Linked DNA regions of Homo sapiens: region 2 is linked to region 1. A link is a loop called in an ENCODE intact Hi-C map of the cell type or tissue named here. Cell type or tissue: endothelial cell of umbilical vein. All regions are shown on one strand. Links, peaks and the distances in the headings refer to the core of each region. The heading gives the core; the rest is flanking DNA.

Evidence for each region. Hi-C counts contacts between places; a loop is a spot of excess contacts. Peaks named below come from ENCODE experiments on the same cell type or tissue, not always from the same donor. Only the 100,000 strongest peaks of a DNase experiment are listed, where the experiment ranks them.
Region 2: it touches region 1 in a loop (11-fold over the local background); 56 of 110 quality-filtered maps call a loop at or near these places.

The regions. Positions count from the first base shown.
Region 1 is chr9:111,757,932-111,762,931 of GRCh38, forward strand. SHOC1 (shortage in chiasmata 1) reads right to left here. Exons shown (of 28, transcript NM_001378211.1): 6 at 764-917; 7 at 153-264. Among named protein-coding and RNA genes, the nearest start is that of SHOC1, 35 kb to the right of the region's middle. In endothelial cell of umbilical vein, for the core only: a CTCF peak has its summit at 2,312 (motif pointing right); a DNase peak (open chromatin) is centred at 2,340; H3K27ac peaks cover 1,260 bases.
Region 2 is chr9:112,358,081-112,365,995 of GRCh38, forward strand. It overlaps a transcript of PTBP3 not described here and the pseudogene RPL32P22. Among named protein-coding and RNA genes, the nearest start is that of HSDL2, 18 kb to the right of the region's middle. In endothelial cell of umbilical vein, for the core only: a CTCF peak has its summit at 3,625 (motif pointing left); DNase peaks (open chromatin) are centred at 2,551 and 3,611.

The sequences.
Region 1 (5,000 bases), core at 1-5,000:
TAGAAGTAAATTTGACTTCTTAATTGATACATGTTCATTCCATTATAAAATCTTTTTAATTTGACAATTGTAGACAATGTATATTACACAAATTTTACAAAAATGTGCCTCACTACTTTTACTAAAATATTATTGAAAGCCAGTATTACAACCTCATTTAAACATATTGTATCTTCTAGTTTCTCTTGACAAAAGTTCACTTTATCCATACAAAAATCTTCTTTCACAAAAGCTTCCAAAGTTTCTTGAAGAGAGAAACATTCCCTTAAAAAAAAATACATTAATTAGTGTTTACTAAAAGCAAGTTACATACTAAATGTAGCCAACCAAAACACATAATCATTAAAATTAAAGTTGAGGTAAAACGATGATAAAAGTTATTGGCCGGGTGCAGTGGCTCACGCCTGTAATCCCAGCACTTTGGGAGGCCGAGGCGGGTGGATCACCTGAGGTCAGGAGTTCAAGACCAGCCTGGCCAACATGGTGAAACCATGTCTCTACTAAAAATACAAAAATTAGCTGGGCACAGTGGCGCACGCCTGTAGTCTCAGCAAGGCTGAGGCAGGAGAATCGCATGTGCCCAGGAGGCGGAGGTTGCAGTGAGCCGAGATTGCGCCATTGTACTCCAGCCTGGGCGACAGAGCAAGACTCATCTCAAAACAAAACAAAAAAAAACATTGTTGATAACATCTAAGCTTGTGATCATACTAAAACATTTTCACCTCTTAAAAATATTTACAGCATTGGTCAATTAAGTAAGTACCTGGAAAAATTAGCTTCTGTGAAGATCTGTCCTTTGAAATCTAAAAGAGGATCCTTTACCAAAAACAGTTTTAGTCTACTCAAGAGAGTAGGCAAAGTTGGTAGGTGTTTTCTACTACTTACAAAAAGTATTCCTTTATCATCAATAAATAAATCTGAAAAGAAATAAGAAATATAAAGGAATAAGAAAAAAACAAAAAGTTATCCAAAGAGATCTAGATAGTTAATGTAATCAGTCATTAGATACAGCTGGGTTTTTCAATCACATTTTAAACTCTGTAGCTCTTCATTGTACTGTGCATATAGAGCATGTAGCATAGTTCTGGAACAAAGGCAAAAGTACAATAAATTTTAGTATTATCTAGGACACCGAGGAATAGCCAAATATCCCAAAAGAGCTGTAACGGCTAATACTTTATCAATAAAGATTAATCAATGGAGGAAAATATCTTATGGACTTACACTTCAAAATAGCCAGGCGTAGCCTAAGCAAAATTTTAAAGAAATAGAAGTATTTGACTTCTGCTGACCTTGGTCTTCTCTGCATCATTTTACCTCTTAATATCTCCAATTCATCCCCCAGAGTCTCTGACATGTAGGGAATGGAGATGGTCTACAGTGCCTACAAATGAGACTGATTCTATTATTCTTAAGTTATTCACATGGTTGCTATAAAATTATTTACAGTGAAAGTTTTAAGCAAAGAATCTACTTGAGGAGTATGATATAGCTTATGTATTAAGAAACACTACTGCTAACAGTTAATTTCTGGAATAAATTTCTCCTCTCGGTCTCCACCCTGCCTTGTCTGGGTTTCTTTAGAATCTTGGCTAGCTGTCTAACAGCTTTAACAGTTTCTAAGTCACAGGAAGGAACATAAACTTGCCCCCAATTCTTCAATAAGTTTTTGAGTAGAAAGAGAAAAAGAAAAATATAAGCTCAGATGAAGAACTACTCAAAAAGCCAAGTTCCCAAAAAAGAAAGCCATCCTGAAGGGAGAGCAATGGTTTCTCATCCTGGGTATTGACTTTTCGGTTAAGTGACGCTGAATGGCATAAGAAAAGAATAGTACGGAGTTTTCAGGTAGTAATGTCTCCCACGGTTAACTACATAATTGGTATGCAGGCAGCAAGGGAACATCCCTTTGCTTGGTGCTAACTTGATATGCCTTAAGAGAACTTGTGGTATGAACTAGCTTCCTAAAAGAGATTTATCTGAACTTAAGTTCCTGACAATCTCATGGCCAAAAGCTTCCCATGACACACCAAAGGAAGTTAGTCAATCAATTCCATGTCTAAGGAGGGCTTATCTGAGACAGTTAAATATGGTTTACTGGTATAATCCATTCTGTAAGTATTAATGAAATCACATTAATAGTAAAAACCCAAACAGCATTAATTTATATCCTATATCCACCTTCTGCTTCTAAACAGATCCTCCAGCCATCTTCCCTATCTACAGCCTCATTCTGGATATTTCTGGAACTAAATGGCTGACATCTGAAGTCAGTTATATGGTCTTGTTTTCCATCCACCCTTTTTTGATGAAACCACTTGAGGGCAGCATCACACCACAACTAATATTCTTTGTAATTCTACCAAGGTTGTTTATAGCAAGAGTGCCACTTCCTTACTTTCTTTGAGTTATACAGCATGCCCTGGAGTTCTTATTTTACTACAGCTAATACATGTACTATACAGATATAAGGAGACTGTTTTCTTCTATTGTAGAGGAATATTAAATTGTCACCAGGAAACAAAATTTTGGCTAGTTAACTATGAAAAGAAGCAGAAAAAGGTCTACTAATATGAAAGAAGAGAGGTTTATTCTTTACAAAGGACACTTTTGTCTCCCTAGAAAATTCAAGATAATGAAATGAAAACAAAAGAGTTCACTAAGTTATCTGATAAAAATTATACAATTAATGTTTTTTTTTAATATATAAAAACTTGGTCATAAAAATTAATGGAAAAAACATAAAAATACCAATTTGTGAACTATCAAGGACTAAACATAAAAATATTCAGAAAGTATATGCAGGAAATGATAGAACTTTATTGAAGATCATTTTTTTAAAAATTTGAAAAAAAGGCAAGATAAAAAACACTTTCCTAGCTAGAAAGACTAACTATGGTAAAATTTTAAAGGATCCCATTACCATTTCAAGAGGTCTGTTTTAGAACTTGGAAAAGTGATTACAAAGTAAATCTGGAAGAATATAGTTATGAGAGTAGAAAAAAGTAATAAAATAGGAGATTATTTATATATTATAATTATACATTTAATAGTTAAAATTATATGATACTGACACAATAATAGGCAAAATAGATCATAATAGAAAATCCAGAAATGAATTCTAATGTGGTTAAGGATTTAATATATAATGTGAGTGGCATTTCTAATCAGTGGGAAAGAAAGGACTATTTCATAAATGATATTGGGGCAATTATCAAAAACACTTGGAAAAAGATTTTTATTCCTACTTTTAAACATACATCAAAATCTAAAATAAAACTAGGCACCTTCAGCTGGGCCTGGTGGCTCATGCCTGTAATCCCAGCACTTTGGGAGGCTGAAGTGGGCAGATCACTGGATGTCAGAAGTTCGAGACCAGCCTGGCCTACATGGCGAAACCCCCTCTCTACTAAAAATACAAAAATTAGCCGGGCTTGGTGGTGGGGACCTGTAATCCCAGCTACTCGGGAGGCTGAGGCAGGAGAATCACTTGAACCTGGGAGGTGGAGGTTGCAGTTAGCTGAGATCACACCACTGCACTCCAGCCTGGGCCACAGAGCAAGACTCCATCTTAGAACAAAAAACAAACAAACAAACAAACCTCATGCACCTTCAAGAAAATACAAACAAGTATTTATCTAATTAAGAAAGAATTTTCTAAGTATAAAAGGAATGAAAGAAACCATAAAAGAAAACAATTGGCAGAATTGGTTAGGTTCAAGTTAAATATATTTGGAGTTAATACCTTTACATATAAAGATAAAATATATGTCAAAATATAAACAAAAGAGAAAATCATTTCACAAAACAAAAAGATGCAGATGGCCAATAAAGACCAGTAATTCTATTAATTTACTTTTTTATGCCCAGCTTGTCAATAACAGAGATCACCAGTAATTTTAAAGATGTAAGTAAAAATATAATTTTTTTGCCCATCACATTGGTTTAAATGTATTACCACAACATCAGCAGTAATATATTCAATGATGATAATACTGGCATAAACAGGGCATTCTCATACCATACTAGTGGACATATAGCTAAAAAAGCACTTATACTAAATAGATCAATTTCTAGGAATTCATGCCAAGGAAATAATTGGAAATAAGAATACATATTTATATACATATTTGAAATTAAAAACATTAGTGGTCTCAAATTTGGAAATGTGTGATATGTACATAAGATTAAAAACTGCAGTCATTAAAAGCCATGCTTTTGTCTAGCACGGTGGCTCACACCTGTAATCCCAGCACTTTGGAAGGCTGAGGTGGGAGGATTGCTTGAGCCTAGAAGTTTGAGACCAGCCTGGACAACATAGGGACATCTTGTCTCTACAAAAAAATTAAAAATTAGTCAGGCATGGTGGCACAGCTATGGTCTCAGCTACTTAGGAGGCTAAGACAGGAGGATCACTTGAGCCCGGGGGTTTCAAGGCTGCAGTGAGCTGTGATTGCACCACTATACTCCAGCCTGAGAAACAGAGTCTCAATTTAAAAAAAAAGAAAGAAAGAAAAAGAAAAAGACACGCTTTTGTGGAAAAATCAAGCATAAAATAAAATATTCCCAAGATCATGTTAATATTTAAAAATAATATCATGTATATATAGTATGATCACAATAGTAAAACAATTTATCTTTGAATTATAGAATTATGAGTTTTTAGTAAAGGGACATTCTATATATTTAAGATGTAGATATCTTAACCTATGTAGAAAAACATAAAATTCAATCCTCATTCATGATTAAAAGCTGTTATCAAACTAGGAACAGAAGGAATCTTCCTCAACCCACTAAAGGAAATGCTTCTAATATTTCACCATTGAAAATGACATACACATGAAATGTTAGAAGCATTTTCTTTACCATCAGAAATAAGATAGCAACCATCATGCTTCTACCGAACAAAGTTCTAGCGGTTTTAGTCAGTATAGTCAGACAAAAAAAAAAGATTAAATATTGCAAAGGAAGAAACAGCCATCATTCACAGACAATATGATTAT
Region 2 (7,915 bases), core at 1,263-6,262, 600 kb after region 1:
GTGGATCATCTGAGGTCGGGAGTTCAAGACCAGGCTGGCCAACGTGATGATACCCTGTCTCTACTAAAAAAAATAAAAAATTAGCTGGGCGTGGTGGCAGGTGCCTTTAATCCCAACTACCCAGGAGGCTGAGGCAGGAGAATTGCTTGAACGTGGGAGGCAGAGGTTGCAGTGAGTAGATACCATGCCACTGTCCTCTAACCTGGGAGACAGTGAGACTCTGTCTCAAAAAAACAAAAACAAACTGGAAGGAGGGTGCCACTGATGCTACTGGCATGTAGTGGGTACAGACCAAGAATGCTGCTAAACATACTCTAATGCACATGACAGCCTCCCACAAAAAATGATTATCCAACCCAAAATGTCAATAGTGCCACGGCTGAGAAATCCTGGTATGAATTATTAGCATAACCTTGCTAAAGGGTATTAAGTGTGTATATCCTCTGAGCAAACAGTCCCAGTTCTAGAAATGTATTCTATGGAGATATGACTAGTGAGCAATGATGTATACACAAAGGCTTTTTATGGCAAATACCATTCATAATAAAGACAAATTTTAAAACCACTTAAATGTCTATCATAACAGCCAGGAAAGTTGGCATGAACCTGTAGTCCCAGCTACTCACTTGAGGCCAAGAGTTCAAGTCCAGCCTGAACATCATAGCAAGACCTCATCTCCAGAAAAAAATGTCAATCACAAATGAGAATGGTAAAATCAATTTGGAGTACATTCACAAAAAGGAAAATGATGCATCTTCTTTTTGGGGGGCACTGGAGCAGGGACAGAGTCTTGCTCTGTTACCCAGGCTGCAGTACAGTGGCACAATCACTATAGCCTCGACCTCCTGGGCTCAAGCGATCCTCCCACCTCAATCTCCTGAGTATATGGGACCACAGGCATGTGCCACTATGCCTAGCTAAAATTTTTATAATTTTTTGTAGAGACAGTCTCCCAATATTGCCCAGGCTGGTCTCAAACGCCAGGACTCAGGGAATCTCCCATCTTAGCCTCTCAAAGTGCTGGGATTACAGGTGTGCGCCACTGCACCTGACCGCATCTACTTTTAAGAAAAGCTTTAGGCTGGGCGCGGTGGCTCATGCCTTAATCCCAGCACTTTGGGAGGCCGAGGTGAGCGGATCACCTGAGGTCAGGAGTTTGAGACCAGCCTGGCCAACGTGGTGAAACCCCATCTTTACTAAAAAATAGAAAAAAAAAATTAGCCGGGTATGATGGCGGGAACCTGCAGTCCCAGATACTTGGGAGGCTGAGGCAGAGAATAGCTTAACCCCAGGAGGCAGAGGTTGCAGTGAGCTGAGATCGCGCCACTGCACTCCAGCCTGAGCGACAGAGCAAGACTCTGTCTCAAAAAGAAAAAAAAGTTTTAGATGTAAACGTGGAAAGATGTTTATAATATACTAGGTAAGCCAAAGACAGGTTTCAGGCTGGGCACGGTGGCTCACACCTGTAATCCCAGCACTTTGGGAGGCCTAGGCAGGTGGATCACCTGAGGTCGGGAGTTCAAGACGAGCCTGGCCAACATGTTGAAACCCCGTCTCTACAAAAATTCAAAAATTAGCTGGGCATGGTGGCAGGTGCCTGTAATCCCAGCTACTCTAGAGGCTGAGGCAGAAGAATCACTTGAACCCGGGAGGCGGAGGTTGCCGGGAGGCGGAGGTTGCCGTGAGCCGAGATCGTGCCATTGCACTCAAGCCTGGGTGACAGGGCGAGACTCCATCTCAAAAAATAAAAACAAAACACCAAAAAAAAAACAAGTTTCAAAACAATACAATATACACATAATCTCACCATGCTTAAAAACTATAAAAATTAATGTAAAGATTTCAAAGTCTTAGACACATGCCAAATGTTAACATGATTATCTCTGAAGGGTAGTATTAAAGAGGAACTTTCAGTTTCTCTAGCTTGTTGGAATCATGAATCAGAAATATATAGACATTAAAATGCAATAATCAGGTTAATATCCAACAGTTACTAATTAAATAATGACTGGCAATAATTCATGGAGCAAGAAAAGGCACAGCTCGGAGTTCTACGCAGAAGGCTTGGTACATTATCAGAAGCAACTACCACCCCTAAAACCCAAAGGAATTTTTTTTTCCAAGACAGGGTCTTGCTCTGTTGCCCAGGCTGGAGTGCAGTGATGCACTTACAGCTCACTGGAGCCTAAAACTCCTGGGCTCAAGCAGTGCTCCCACCTCAGCCTTCTAAGGACCTGGGACTACAAGCATGCACCACCACACCTGGCTTAATTTTTAAATTTTTTTTTGTAGAATCAGGGTGTCACTGTTGCCCAGGCTGGTCTCATACTCCTGGGCTCAAGTGATCCTCCCACCTTGGCTTCCTAAAGTGTTACGATTACAGGCATGAGGTACAGTTTCTGGCTCACAAGGATTTCTCAGGTGATTCTGAGACAGGGTGAGCTGTCTTGTGGGTAAAGGAAATGGAAATTTTTAAGAGATGTGGGACTCTCTCAAAGCCATTGAAATCATCTGCTCTGAGTCACATTATATTGTTGTTGGCCTCTGACCATCAATTTGTAACATTATTTTTCACTGGAGAAGCCTAAAACATCTTAAAACTCAAATGGAAAAATTTCAATGGCAAGTTATAATACGACTAACAGTAGGTTACGATCCATTAATGAGTCACCAAACTTATTTAGTAGGTTAGAATCAACTTTTTTTTTTTAACAAGGCAGACAAGATTCAAATAAAATAGAATAAAAACTTTGTACTGGGTCTGAATAAATAATTTATTTCCTTTTGTGGGTTGTGGTCAAGAAATTGGAAGGTTACTAAATTACACACTTTAAAAAATGGATTATTATGCAAGCTCAGGGTTAGGAGAGTCCTTATTTGATAACTTAAGCTTAAAGTTGTTGTCAGTGTCATATCCTTTAATATTTCAATTTGATCAGGCATTTTCAATCTCCTATATACTTGAAAATTACTTTTTAACATTGGAGAATTAAACTTCATAGACTTTATTTATTTATTTATTTTTTGTTTTTTTGAGACAGAGTCTCACTCTGTTGCCCAGGCTGGAGTGCAGTGGTGAGATCTTGGCTTACTGAAACCTCTGCCTCCTGGGTTCAAATGATTCTCTTGCCTCAGCCTCCCAAGTAGCTGGGATTACAGGCCTCCACCACCATACCTGGATAATTTTTTTGTATTTTTAGTAGATTCGGGGTTTCACCATGTTGGTCAGGCTGGTCTTGAACTCCTGACCTCAGGTGATCTGCCCATCTCGGCCTCCCAAAGTGCTGGGATTACAGGTGTAAGCCATGGCACCCAGCCTAAACTTCATAGACTTTAGAAGCCACAAAACAAGGGAAGATAACTTTGTCCATTTTATGGTAATTTTGAAAACGTTAATAATATAAAATGGATTGGAGTATCATATCCTGTTTTAATGATTCAAAGCATTATTTTCATTAAGACATTTAAATTTCTACCTTATTTTCCTTTTTTGAGAGCTATAGAAAACTTTGTTATTTTTGCCTTAACCCAAGTCAATTATTATATCACAATATTGTTAATAAATTAACATTTTGTGGCATTATACAATTTTGAATTTTAAAATAACAGTGCCACCTGGTGGTGACTCTAAACATGTTTTTATTTCTCTTCGGTATACATACCAAAAAGTGGAATTGCTCTTTTGACTGTGGACATTCGGGAACTAGCAAGTGTGTTTAACCTGAGAGACTGCCAAACTGTTTTTCAAAGCTACTGAACCATTTTATACTTCCACCAGTAACGTATGAGGGTTCTAATTTCTCCACATCCCATCCGACACTTGTTACTTTCCTTTTTTTTATTATAGTCAACCTAGTGGGTGTACAGTGGAATCTCATTGTGGTTTTGATTTGCATTTCCCTAAGTAATGCTATTGAGCATCTTTTCATGTGCTTGTTGCCATTAGTATATCTTCTTTAGAAAATTATCTATTTGGGGACAGGCATTGTGGCTCACACCTGTAATCCCAGCACTTTGGGAGGCTGAGGCAGGAGGATTGCTTGAGTTCAGGAGTTTGAGACCAGCCTAAGCAACATGGCATGACCCTGTCTCTACAAAAAGTATGAGTCTGTAGTCTCAGCTACTCAGGAGGCTGAGAGGGGAGGATAACTGAGAGGGAGAGGTTGAGGCTGCAGTGAGCCATGGTTGCACCTGAGCAACAAAGTAAGACCCTGTCTAGCAAAAGGAAAAGAAAAAATATCTATTCAAATCGTTGCCCATTTTTTAGTTGGGTTGTTCATTTTTCTGTAGCTGTTGTAAGAATTCTGTGTATATATTGGACACTGGAGCCTTATCAGGTATATGATTTATAAGTATTTTTTCTCATTCTCTAGGTTGTCTTTTCACTTTCTTGATAGTGTCCTGGGATGCACAAATTAATTATTTTAATTCTTATGAAGTTCAATGTATCTTCTTTTTTTTCCCTTCTGTGGCTTGTGCTTTTGGTGTCATATTTAAGAATCCATTGTCAAATCCAAGGTCATGAAGATTTACCCTTATGTTTTCTTTCAAGAGCTTTATAATTTTAGCTCCTACATTTAAGGTCTTTGATCCATTTGGGGTTGATTTTTAGAGCCATCTCTTACTCACCATCATGGCCACCATCAGACCCCTCATGAAGCCCAAGATCATCAAAAAGAGGAGCAAGAAGTTCATTCACCACCAGTCAGAACAATATGTCAAAATTAAGCATAACCGGTGGAAACCCAGAGACAACTGCGTTCATAGAAGATTCAAGGGCCAGATCTTGATGCCCAACATTGGTTATAGAGAAGCAATGAAAACACAAAGCACATGCTGCCCAGCGGCTTCTGGAAGTTTCTGGTACGCATTGTCAAGGACTTGGAAGGGCTGCTGACATGCAGAAAATCTTACTGTCCTGAGATAGCTCACAATGTGTCCTCTGGAACTGCAAAGCCATCATGGAAAGGGCAGCCCAGCTGGCCATCAGAGTCACCAGTCGCAATGCCAGGCAGCACAGCAAAGAAAGGGAATAGACAGCTCATGTGCATGTTTTGTGTTGAAATAAAACCATAAAAACTGTGAAAAATTAATTTTCATATAATTTTTGAGATGGAGTCAGGGGGTGGGTCCAAACTCATTCTTTTATGAATAAGAATATCTAGTTAATACGAATATCTGGGGCTGGGCTTGGTAGCACACGCTTGTGATCTCAGAACTTTGGGAATCTGAGGAGGGCAGATCTCTAGAGCCCAGGAGTTCAAGCCCAGCCTGGGCAACATGGTGAGACCTGTCTCTACAAAAAATACCAGCCTGTAGTCCCAGTTACTCGGGAGGCTGAAGTGGGCCGACTGCATGAGCCCAGGAGGTTGAGGCTGCAGTGAGCCAAGATCCACACACCAATGCACCTCAGCCTGGGCTACAGAGCAAAACTGTCACACACACACACACACACACACACACACACACACACACACACAAAGGCTATTCTTGACCTATTAGTCTTGGTATGCTTGCTGAAAATCAATAGAGCATAAGTGTATCAGTTTATTTATTCTATTAATTGATCTATATGTCTATCCCTATGCCAATACCACATGGTTTTTGCTTTTGTTTTGTAATTATTAGACTTGATTTTTTAGAAGAGTGCTAGATTCACAGAAAAATTGAGCAAAAAGTACTGAGAGTTTCCACATACTCCCTCCTCCACCATTAACAGCCCCAGTTGGTATGGTAAATTTGATATAATCAATAAACCAACATTGACATATCATTATCAACCAAAATCCATAGGGTTCACTCTGTGTTGTACCTTCTGTGAATTTTGACAAATATATAATGACATATCTGTAACATTATGGTATCATACAGAATAGTTTTACTGCCCTAAAAATCTTCTGATCTCTGCCTATTGATCCCTCCCTCCTCACTAACTACCGGCAAACACTGATCCTTTTTACTGTCTCCATAGTTTTGCCTCTTCAGAATGTCATATATTTGGAATCATACAGTGTGTACCCTTTCCAGACTGGCTTCTTTCGCTTAGTAATATGCATTTAACTTTCCTCCATGTCACTGTGGCTTGCTAGGTCAGTTCTTTTTTTTTTTTTTTTTTTTTTTTTTTTTGAGACAGGGTCTCACAGTAGCAAGATCTTTAAAAACAGGCAATAAAAGTTTAATTTGATAAGAGAATTTCAAGAAGACAAAAAAAAAGCCCTAGTTATTTGCAAAGCAGAAGAAAAGCAAAAGAGCATACTAACCTTTTATAAGTATTTTGGTAAAGAAAAGTACCAGGGGGCCAGGCACCATGGCTCATGCCTGTAATCCCAGCACTTTGGGAAACCGAGGTGTGTGGATCATTTGAGCCAGGAGTTCAAGACCAGCTTGGGCAACACAGCAAGACCCTGTCTTTACAAAAACTATAAGCCTGTAGAACCAGCTACTCGTGAGGCTGAGGTGGAAGGATAGCTTGAGCCTAGGCGTCTAAGGCTGCAGTGAGCTATGATCACGCCACTGTACTCTAGCCTGTGCAACAGGGCAAGACCCTGTCTCTATTTTTAAAAAATTAAGAAATTTAAAAAAGAAATATTGTGAGAATTAGGAAAATATGACAGAGACACAAAGTGAGGACACATTATTGGAAAAATGGCACCAATTGACTTGCGTGACACAGGGTTGACAGAAATATTCAATTTGTAAAAAATGCATTATCTGTGAAGTACAATAAAGTGAAGCTCCATAAAACAAGGCATACTTACATACATTACCACTAACTAAGTCACTATGTTGTATATTAGATTTCCAGAACTTACTGACCCTATCTAACAGTTTCAGTACCGTGTAATCTACATATCTCCATTCCTCCACCCCCACCACAACCCAGCCTCTGGCAGCCACCCTTCTATTTGCTGCTTCTACGTGTTCAACATTTTTAGATTCCACACATAAGTGAGATCATGCCTTTCTGTGGCTGGCTTATATCACTTAGCATAATGTCTTCCACGTTCATCCATGTTATCACAAATGACAGGATTTCTTTCTTCTTTAAGGCTTAATAGTATTTCATTGTATATGTCTATCTATCTATCTATGTATCTATATATGTATGTATCTATCTATACATATGTCACATTTTCTTTATCCATTCATCCATTGATGGACACTGATATGGTTTGGCTCTGTGATCCCAGGCAAATCTCATCTTGTAGCTCCCATAATTCCCATGTGTTGTGGGAGGGACCCAGTGGGAGATAATTGAATCATGGGGGTGGGTCTTTCCCTTGCTGTTCTCATGAGAGTGAATAAGTCTCATGAGATCTGATGGTTTTAAAAATGGGAGTTTCCTTGCACACACTCTTTCGCTTTGTCTGCTGCCATCCATGTAAGATGTGACTTGCTCCGTCTTGCCTTCCTTCATGACTGTGAGGCTTCCCCAGCCATGTGGAACTGTAAGTCCATTAAACCCCTTTCTTTTGTAAATTGTCCAGTCTTGGGTATGTCTTTATCAGCAGCATGAAAATGGACTAATACAGTAAATTAGTACCAGTGGTGTGGGGTGCTGCTGAAAAGATACCGAAAAATGTGGAAGTGACTTTGGAACCGGTAATAGACAGAGGTTGGAACAGTTTGGAGGGCTCAGAAGAAGACAGGAAAACGTGGAGAAGTTTGGAACTCCCTAGAGACTTGTTGAATAGTTTTGATCAAAATGCTGATAATGATATGGATAATGAAATCCAGGCTGAGGTGGTCTCAGATGGAGATGAGAAACTTGTTGATAACTGGAGCAAAAGTGACTTGGGTGCTGTTACAGGCATTCCATTTTATAAGGGAAGCAGAGTTCTGAAAATTTGCAGCGTGACAATGCGATAGAAAAGAAAATCCCATTTTCTGAGGAGAAATTCAAGCCAGCTGCAGA